2 separate regions of the Homo sapiens genome follow, and region 2 is linked to region 1. A link is an interaction called in ENCODE POLR2A ChIA-PET data of the cell type or tissue named here. Cell type or tissue: OCI-LY7. All regions are shown on one strand. Links, peaks and the distances in the headings refer to the core of each region. The heading gives the core; the rest is flanking DNA.

Region 1 (4,395 bases), core at 243-4,242:
AGGAGCACGCGCTCCCCACCTTCTCCTCTGCTCCACCTCATTCCTCTCCGCACCCAGCTTAAGCTGGGCTATAACCTTTAACCAGGCATTGTTTGAAGTGTCAGCAGAAGGGACGCTCAAAACAGGGGGACTTGGGGCTGCTACTGCTGCCGCTCAGTCAGGCCCCCCGAGCTTGCCTCCCTGGAGCAGGGCCTGCCCCACCAGGGTGCTGTGAGCACACCTGCCCCCGACCATGCAGGGCAGCCCTCCAGAGACTCGGTGAGAGAAGGAGCTCCTCCACCCATGGGAGGCAAACTCTGCCTCCCTGTTCCTCAGTTCCTGTCCTAGGACAGGCCACTTTCCAGAAGGACCGGCAGTGGGAATTCCCACTCCATTCGGGGAAGTCCCCATCCCTTACCCAGAGGCCTGCAGCATTGCTTCCTGACCCCAAGCCACAGGATTCCACTTGCACATAATAGTCCAGAGGCTGCAAATCAGGCACACAGACCTGTTTCATTTGGGTCATGCAGTTTAAAAAATATATATGAATTGTTATCAATATTCCCATTGAGATAGTTTACACTTAAAATATCACAATTTGGCCAGGCGCAGTGACTCACTCCTGTAATCCCAGCACTTTGGGAGGCCGAGACGGGTGGATCGCAAGGACAGGAGATCGAGACCATCCTGGCTAACACAGTGAAACCCCGTCTCTACTAAAAATACAAAAAATTAGCTGAGCGTGGTGGCGGGCGCCTGTAGTCCCAGCTACTCGGGAGGCTGAGGCAGGAGAATGGCGTGAACCCGGGAGGCAGAGCTTGCAGTGAGCCAAGATCATGCCACTGCACTCCAGCCTGGGCGACAGAGTGAGACTCTGCCTCAATAAAAAAGTAAAAATTTCTGTCTTCTCTTGAAAACAACATTTAGCCTCTGGATTTGCATGTCAGTCACCAGCTCAAGCTCTGTAGCAGCTCGCTATAGTTGGAATGTGTGTCCCTCCACATCTCAGGTTGAAATGTGATCCCCGGTGTTGAAGGTGGGGCCTGGTGGGAGGTGTTTGGGTCATGGGGGTCCCGTGGGGGTCCCATGGGGGTCATGGGGATCCCTCATGAATGGCTTGGTGCCCTCCTCATGGTAATGAATGCATTCTTGCTCCATTAGTTCCCAAGAGAGCTGGTTGTTAAAATGACCCTGGCGCCTCCCCACACGCTTGCTTGCTCTTGCCATGCCATCTCTGCCATCTCTGCTCACACGGCTCCCCTCCACTTTCCACCCTGAGTGGAAGCAGAGCAAGGCCCTCACTAGAAGCAGAGGCCTGATCATGAACTTTCCAACCATCAGAATCGTGAGCCAAATAAACCATTTTATATATATATATATATATATAAAAATTGCCCAGCCTCAGGTATTCCTTTACAGTAACACAAAATGGCTTAAGACACAGCTCCTTCCTCTAAATGGAGCCCATGTTTTCCTATTTGCCAGATGCCCATGGTCTCTTTTAGTCCTGTGTATCGCCTTCCCAGCCCCTGCAGCCATCTGAATTGGTGGGACCATGCTCCTACAGTGGGCCTCATAGGTCCACTCCACAGAGCGCTGGGCCAGAGCTCGTTCTGGTGCCATTCTCTCCTCCAGCTTGGTGCAGCGATTCTGTCTCTGTGTCCTTCCTGCACAATGCTGTCGTGAGCTTTCCAGCTCCTAGAAACACCTGCACAAAGAAGAATACAGCCTCACAGCAAGAAGAACCGGCAGGTTAAGTGCAGGCTGCACGGCAGGTTGCAGCAGAACTCACCCTCAATCCATGTGGGGCCGGGAATCATTCCTTCCCACTTTGTGCCACCTTCTATCAGCACCATAAAAAAACTGGTGGAGACAGGGTCCTTGCACAACAAGCAAGTTCAATTGCCATCTAGTTAATGGTAAGGACCCAGTCAAGCAGGAACAGTCTGCCCCAAAGGTAAATTTCAGTTTAATCTCTTTTAGGAAGCCCCTGGTTGCAATTTTTAAGGAGTCAATTTTCTAGAAATTTTTCCATAAAATTATTTTTTTAACCTTATAATTTGGGCACCTATTAACATCATGTCGCTGGTGTTTCGATAGACCCAAGGTGGAACATGATAACAGATAGAAACCAAAACTTTACAGGCAGATAGTCATAAACGAAATGATGGTGGGAGGGCTGGGGAATTTCCATAGCACTAGAACCTCTGACACACTGTGGGCATAAAAGAGACCATGAAAGAAGTCACACATATTGAATTTCTCTTTGCATAGAGGCACAAATGCATCTCTCTTGTTTGACCTTGAAATATTAAAAGAACCACAAAAAGGTATCTGCTTTGGGAAATCCCTCATGCCCCAGTACTGAGAAGGGCAGGTGGACTCAGTCACAGGGCTGTGTCCCTTTAGGTCTATTGACCTCAGCAGGGTTGTAGGGAGAGGTGCCTCTCCCTCATTTTTTTTTCTAATATCCTCCCCTCATTGCTTCCTCACTCAGCCTACCTCCCCAGTTACACAGCCAATGCAACCTTGGCCCATTTAACCAAAATGTTGCCAATGTTATGGGACAGCAAATGAACACAGAGAATTCCGAATTTTCTGCCCTAGAAGATACAGCTTTTGGCCAGGTGTGGTGGCTCACACCTGTAATCCCAGCACTTCGGGGGGCCGAGGTGGGCAGATCACCTGAGGTCAGGAGTTCGACACCAGCCTGGGCAACATGGTGAAACCCTGTCTCTACTAAAAATACAAAAACTAGCTGGGCGTGGTGGCACGTGCCTGTAGTCCCAGCTACTCGGGAGGCTGAGGCAGGAGCACAGCTTTTCCGTCTTCTGTGTAGGTTCCCCACATTTCCTCCAAGATCCTGGGGCCATACTTAACTCCTACCACCTAGAATCCTTTTCATTCCTGTCCCATTTGGGAGTTCTGGTCCTCATTCCTGTCTGAGGACATGTCATCTGATATAATTCCTAGCAGGAAAGTCCATCCATGTCAAAGACCACACATGCACATATGGACCTAGGCCTTAATATTCAGCCTACAACAAGATGGTCAACTCTAGCAACAAAGCCCAGCTATTTGCAGCGAGAACACACACCTCCAACAATGTCAGACCTGACCCATGCACTAAAAAGGATAAATTCTGCCCAGGTGGATGGGCTAGTCTAAGCTTTCTCGTAAATGGGGGCCTGACGTGGCTACTGGCTTCCTAACATCTGAAGCACTTTTATCAGCTAATTCAACTAAACTTTGCAAAGCTCCTCTTAAAGCCATACTCCCTGGTGTCAATGGACTATTCAGAGAAGAAAACAGTAGCGTTTATGGGGTGAGGACTTGGGTTCAAGTTCTTCTCTGCAACTTAAATTCTCTACAGCTCACTTCCCTCTCTTGTCTGATCCATTAATACCTAGTCCTATAAATAGTCCTATAAATTTGCACACAAACTTAGTTATTAACCAGCACCGAGGCTGCATGGGGTTTCGTAAGATGACTTACAGTGATTACTTACACGTGAGTTGAGCATAAACATCCGCCTGGAACATTCAGTCCGCGCCTCTGCAGCACGGCTGTCAACTCTAATAAATGTTTCCAGCATTAAAAAGCTTGTTTCTTATGGTGTCAAGAGAATAAAGCCAATTGGTGGTGAATCAGAAATATCTAGGGGGAGGTCTTTTGGAGAATCATGAATAAATATGACAAAAAGAAATCCATTTTAATTTGTATTAATTACTGAATAATTTCCTGTAGCATAATTGTTAAATTATTAATGAATACCATGAATTGTTTATTTTATTATGAAATAATTCTTTTTAATATACTTATTAATCTATCAGTGATAATTATTAATTAACTTACCATATGGATTAATTAATGCATAATGATGAAGTAGGTTGAGAAGGGCTGTAGCAAAAGATGGAACAAAACCAGGGGGATAAGCAAGAAAAGAACTCTGCTATGTCATGGGGCTTCCAGAAAATCAGATGAAAACATTCTGCAACTGGAAAAGTACATGTTCTCTTCTGTAATATGTCCTCTGCATAAATGTTTTAAAACTTCAAGTCGCCTTACCTGATCTTTTGTTTTTTTTTTTTTTTGAGACAGAGTCTCACTCTGTCGCCCAGACTGGAGTGCAGTGGCACTATCTCAGCTCACTACAACCTCCACCTCCAAGGTTCAAGCGATTCTCCTGCCTCAGCCTCCCATAGTCAGCTGGGATTACAGGCATCTGCCACCACACTTGGCTAATTTTTGTATTTTTAGAAGATACAGGGTTTTGCCACGTTGGCTAGGCTGGTCTCAAACTCCTGACCTCAGGTGAGACACCCACCATGGCCTCCCAAAGTGCTGGGACTGCAGGCATGAGCCACCGCACCTGGCTGTCCTACCTGATTTTTAAGGAGTAAGTAATCATTTGTG
Region 2 (4,395 bases), core at 205-4,204, 360 kb after region 1:
TCCCCTTCCTTCTTTTTCCCTTCCTTTCTCCCCTTCCTTCCCCTCCCCTTCCCCCTCCCTTCTCCTTCCCTTCCCCTTCCTTCCCCCTTTCTTTCCTTTCCCGTCCCCCCCCTTCCCTTTCTCCTTCCCTTCCCTTTCCTTCCCCCTTCCCTTCCCTTTCCTTCCCCCTTCCCTTCCCTTTCTTTCTCCCTTCCCTTCCCCCTTCCCTTCCCTTCCCCCTTCCCTTCCCTTTTCCCTTCCCTTCCCCCTTTCCTACCCCATTCTTTTCCCTTCCCTTCCCTTCCCCCTTCCCTTCTCCTCCCCCTTCCCCTCTCTTCCCCCTTCCCCCTTCCCCCTTCCCCCTTCCCCCTTCCCCTTCTCCCTTCCCCCTTCCCCCTTCCCTTCCTCTTTCCCCCTTCACTTCCCTTCTCCCTTCCCCCTTCCCTTCCCTTCTCCCTTCCCCCTTCCCTTCCCTTCTCCCCTCCCCTTCCCCTTTCCCTTTCCTTTCTATTTCCACCTCTCTCTCTGTCTCTTTCTCTCTCTTTCTTTCTAAGTATCATAGAGCAACACAATTTTCTTATTTCTTTATTTTTTGTAGAGACAGGATCTGCTATGTTGCCCAGGCCTCAAGCGATCCTCCTGTTGTGGCCTCCCATAATGCTGGGATTACAGGCACAAGCCACTGCACCTGGCGTGGCTTTTATGTTTAGATCTACAGTCCACTTGGAAAGGATTTGCTTATTGGGTGAGGAGGAGTCAAGATTCACTTTTTCGTATGTGGATATCCGGTTGGCTCAGCACTGTTTGTTGAAATGACTGTCCTTAACCTACTGCTCAGCAGTGCTACCTTTGCCATAAATCAGTGGCTATATGTATTTTGATCTGTTTCTAGACCCTGTTCTGCTTCATTGTTCTATTGATCTATTCCTGTCTAATATAGTTTTATATATTAGATAGGCACGACACTGTCTAATATAGTTTTGTTATAAGTCTTTATATCTAGGAAAAACAATTCCTCTAAGTTTGTTCTTTGAAATTTCTTGGTAGTTATTGACCTTTTGCACTTCCATTTAAATTTTAGAGTCAGTTTGCCGGTTTACACAAACAAATCCTGCTAGAATTTTTATTTGGATTGCCTTGAATCTATAGATCACCTAGGGGAGAACTGACATTTTTATAATATTGAGTCTTCCAATCTATGCACATGGTAGGCCCATCTGTTTACTTAGGTATTCTCTAATGTTTCTCTATAATGTTGTATAATGTACTGAATAGAAATCTTATCCATATTTGTTAGATTTATTCTAGATATTTGTTGGTTTTGGTCCTTCCCTTTTCTCTGGAATTTAGCTCCGCACAGCTTCACTGTCTTGGAAGCTCTCTGGTTGTCTCAAACTTTCTAGTACCTGCATCCAGCTTTTCCATTTGTTTCAGTTGCAGAATTGCTGCAGAATAATTGAGTTTGCTGTTTCAGAATGTGGCATTCCTCCATGCTGACTGCAATTTGTTTTAATTTATATAGTGCTTTAATTTTATTTTGTTTACAGCTATATATAGAAAATAATTATTTTTTATTAATGCTATATAAAAACTTAATATTTGCTGACTATGAAACTAATAACAGAAAACATGCTTTCATATTGTTTTATCAATTTTTGATGTAGGAGTTTATACAAGAAATAGAAACTTTCGGCTATATAAATCATCAAAAATTGGAAAGCGTGTGGCTTTGGAGGTTACTGAAGATAACAAATTTTTTCCTATACAGTCAAAAGATGTTTCTGACGAATATCAATATTTTCTCTCTTCTTTGGTCAGCAATGTCAGGTATGTAGTAGCAGCATCAAACCATTTTGTATTCATGAATATTTATTAAACAGTGAATGGCATTGTATATTACTAAAATGTAAATCATCTAAATTCATTCTACCTTAAGAAAATGTCAGTTCTTACAGCTCTTTTTTTTTTTTTTTTTTTTGATACAGAGTCTCCCTCTGTCACCCAGACTGGAGTGCAGTGGCGCTATCTAGGCTCAGTGCAAGCTCTGCCTCCCGGGTTCATGCCATTCTCCTGCCTCAGTCTCCCAAGTAGCTGGGACTACAGGCGCCTGCCACCACACCCGGCTAATTTTTGTATTTTTAGTAGAGATGGGGTTTCACCATGTTAGCCAGGCTTGTCTCGAACTCCTGACCTCAGGTGATCTGCCGACCTCAGCCTCCCAAAGTGCTAGGATTACAGGTGTGAGCCACCGCGCCCAGCCAGTTCTTACAGTTCTAAGTTAACTTTTCTCTTTTCTCCATTAGCTAAAAGATAATAGTAAAACGTATATTTGAACACTTAATTTTCTCTATATATCTTTTTAGGATTATATTTAGTGTATTTTCCAATTTTTCTAAAATGATTATCACTTCTGTAAAGAAGAAAACAATACTACTGGTATTGCATTTGGAAATATTTTACTATTAAAATGTCTCATTTTCTTTTCATGTATGCACATACATATAATTTGTATAGCTCCTTTAATCAAAAAATATTCTGAGATTATTATTTAAATGATTGTCATTTGTTTTTTCTACTTGATTTTATGAATATTTGTTAAGAATTTGCCAACAATTAATTGTAAATAAAACTTCTAATGCCTATGTAAATTTCCATTATATTGACACTGGAATTTATTGTGAGTTCTATTGTTGAGCCTTTAGGTTCCCATGTTTTGATCATTTTTTAAAAGTGTTAATGTTGGCTAGGCACAGTAGCATGTGCCTGTAGTCCCAGCTACCCAGGAGGCTGAGGTAGGAGGATCACTTGAGCCCAGGAGTTCAAAGCTGCAGTGAGCTATGAATGCACCACTGCACTCCAGCCTGGGTGACAGGGTGAGACCCCATTGCTAAAAACTAAAATAAATAAATAAATAAAAATAAAATCTGTGAAAGTCATCTTTCAACAGAAATACTATAGTAAGTCTTCATTTGATGTTGATAAGTTATTGGAAACTGAACTTTAAATAATGTGTGATGAATCCAGTTGTTTTTCTCATCCATGTTAGAAGGTAGTGGTCCCTGAGTCACAGACCAGTGGTCTGTGGTGGGAACTGGACCCCACAGCAGGAGGTGAGCAGTAGGCGAGCGAGCGAGCAATACCACCTTCCCACCTCAGCTCCGCCTCCTGCCAGATCTGCAGTGGCATTAGATTCTTATAGGAGTGCAAATCCTGCTGTGAACAGCACATGGGAGGGATCTAGGTTGCACACTCCTTATGAGAATCTAATGCCTGATGATCTGAGGTGGAACAGTTTCAGCCTGAAACCAGCCCACCTTGCCCCTGCCCCACCCATGGAAAGATTGTCTTCCAGGAAACCGGTTCCTGGTGCCAGAAAGGTTGGGGACTGCCGTTATAAGGAAATGATGTTGAACAAAACAACATTATTCAAAGACCTGCTAGATGTCATTTCTCTTAGAGTTGCAGTTTCCAAGAATCTATCCATGGCCTTAAGTGAGGACTTAACTGTATTTGCCTTCATTCCCTGTTTTTCTAGGCTGGCAACTTTTTCAGCCCAAAACATGGTTAAGGTTCAGACTAAATTACCATCAACTTGCCATAATTCTTTTCCTTTTGCCTTTCTAAATATAATTTTTTTTTTGAGACAGTCTTGCTCTGTGGCCTAGGCTGGAGTGCAGTGGTGCGATCTCAGCTTACTGCAACCTCTGCCTCACAGGTTCAAGCGATTCTCCTGCCTCAGCCTCCCAAGTAGCTGGGACTACAGGTGTGTGCCACCACACCCAGATAATTTTTGTATTTTTAGTAGAGATGGGGTTTCCCCATGTTGGGGGGGCCGGTCTCAAACTCCTGACCTCATGTGATCTGCCCACCTTGGCCTCCCAAAGTGCTGGGATTACAGGCGTGAGCCACCGTGCCCGGCCACTTAAATATAATTTTAAGGAAAGATTCTCTAGAAATTAATTTTAGTAATTGTCTAAAATACATTGCTGTAGGTATCAGGTTGTACAGTTAACAGCCGTTACCCAGGAGGGTGGAAGATGGATTGTTTTTCTTCATATATATATATAAGTATATTTGTACTCTTTGAGTTCTTTAATAACATGTCTCAGAAGTAAGGTCTGAGTTTCCTACTTTTAAATGGAAGTGATACTAACACCTATCTTACGGAGTTGTCGAGAGGATTTAAAAAGTTAAAACTGCACATAAAACATTTACAGCTGTGCCCAGCCCATGACATCTGCTCAGTGAATGTTGTTGGTAGCAGTAGTAGATCCGGGATTCTGAAGTGCAAAGTGCCGTAGCAGGAGTGTAAAAATTGTGTAATTCCTGCCACACCCTATTGGCACCAGAATAAGGTCACATTCTTTCTGCCACGTATGGAGAAGTGTGAAAAGCAACATTGTTAGTTCTAGCTCA

Evidence for each region. ChIA-PET counts read pairs that join two places held together with the same protein. Peaks named below come from ENCODE experiments on the same cell type or tissue, not always from the same donor. Only the 100,000 strongest peaks of a DNase experiment are listed, where the experiment ranks them.
Region 2: POLR2A ChIA-PET joins it to region 1 with 9 read pairs; 3 of 35 experiments call an interaction of 5 or more read pairs at or near these places.

The regions. Positions count from the first base shown.
Region 1 is chr4:184,317,361-184,321,755 of GRCh38, forward strand. No RefSeq gene overlaps it. Among named protein-coding and RNA genes, the nearest start is that of MYL12BP2, 5.2 kb to the left of the region's middle. RefSeq lists enhancers at 122-621, 2,009-2,308. In OCI-LY7, for the core only: no CTCF peak of the experiment used is centred there; a DNase peak (open chromatin) is centred at 2,308; H3K4me3 peaks cover 772 bases; H3K27ac peaks cover 998 bases.
Region 2 is chr4:184,676,589-184,680,983 of GRCh38, forward strand. It overlaps PRIMPOL (primase and DNA directed polymerase), which reads left to right. Exons shown (of 14, transcript NM_152683.4): 8 at 1,644-1,806. Among named protein-coding and RNA genes, the nearest start is that of PRIMPOL, 29 kb to the left of the region's middle. In OCI-LY7, for the core only: no CTCF peak of the experiment used is centred there; no DNase peak of the experiment used is centred there.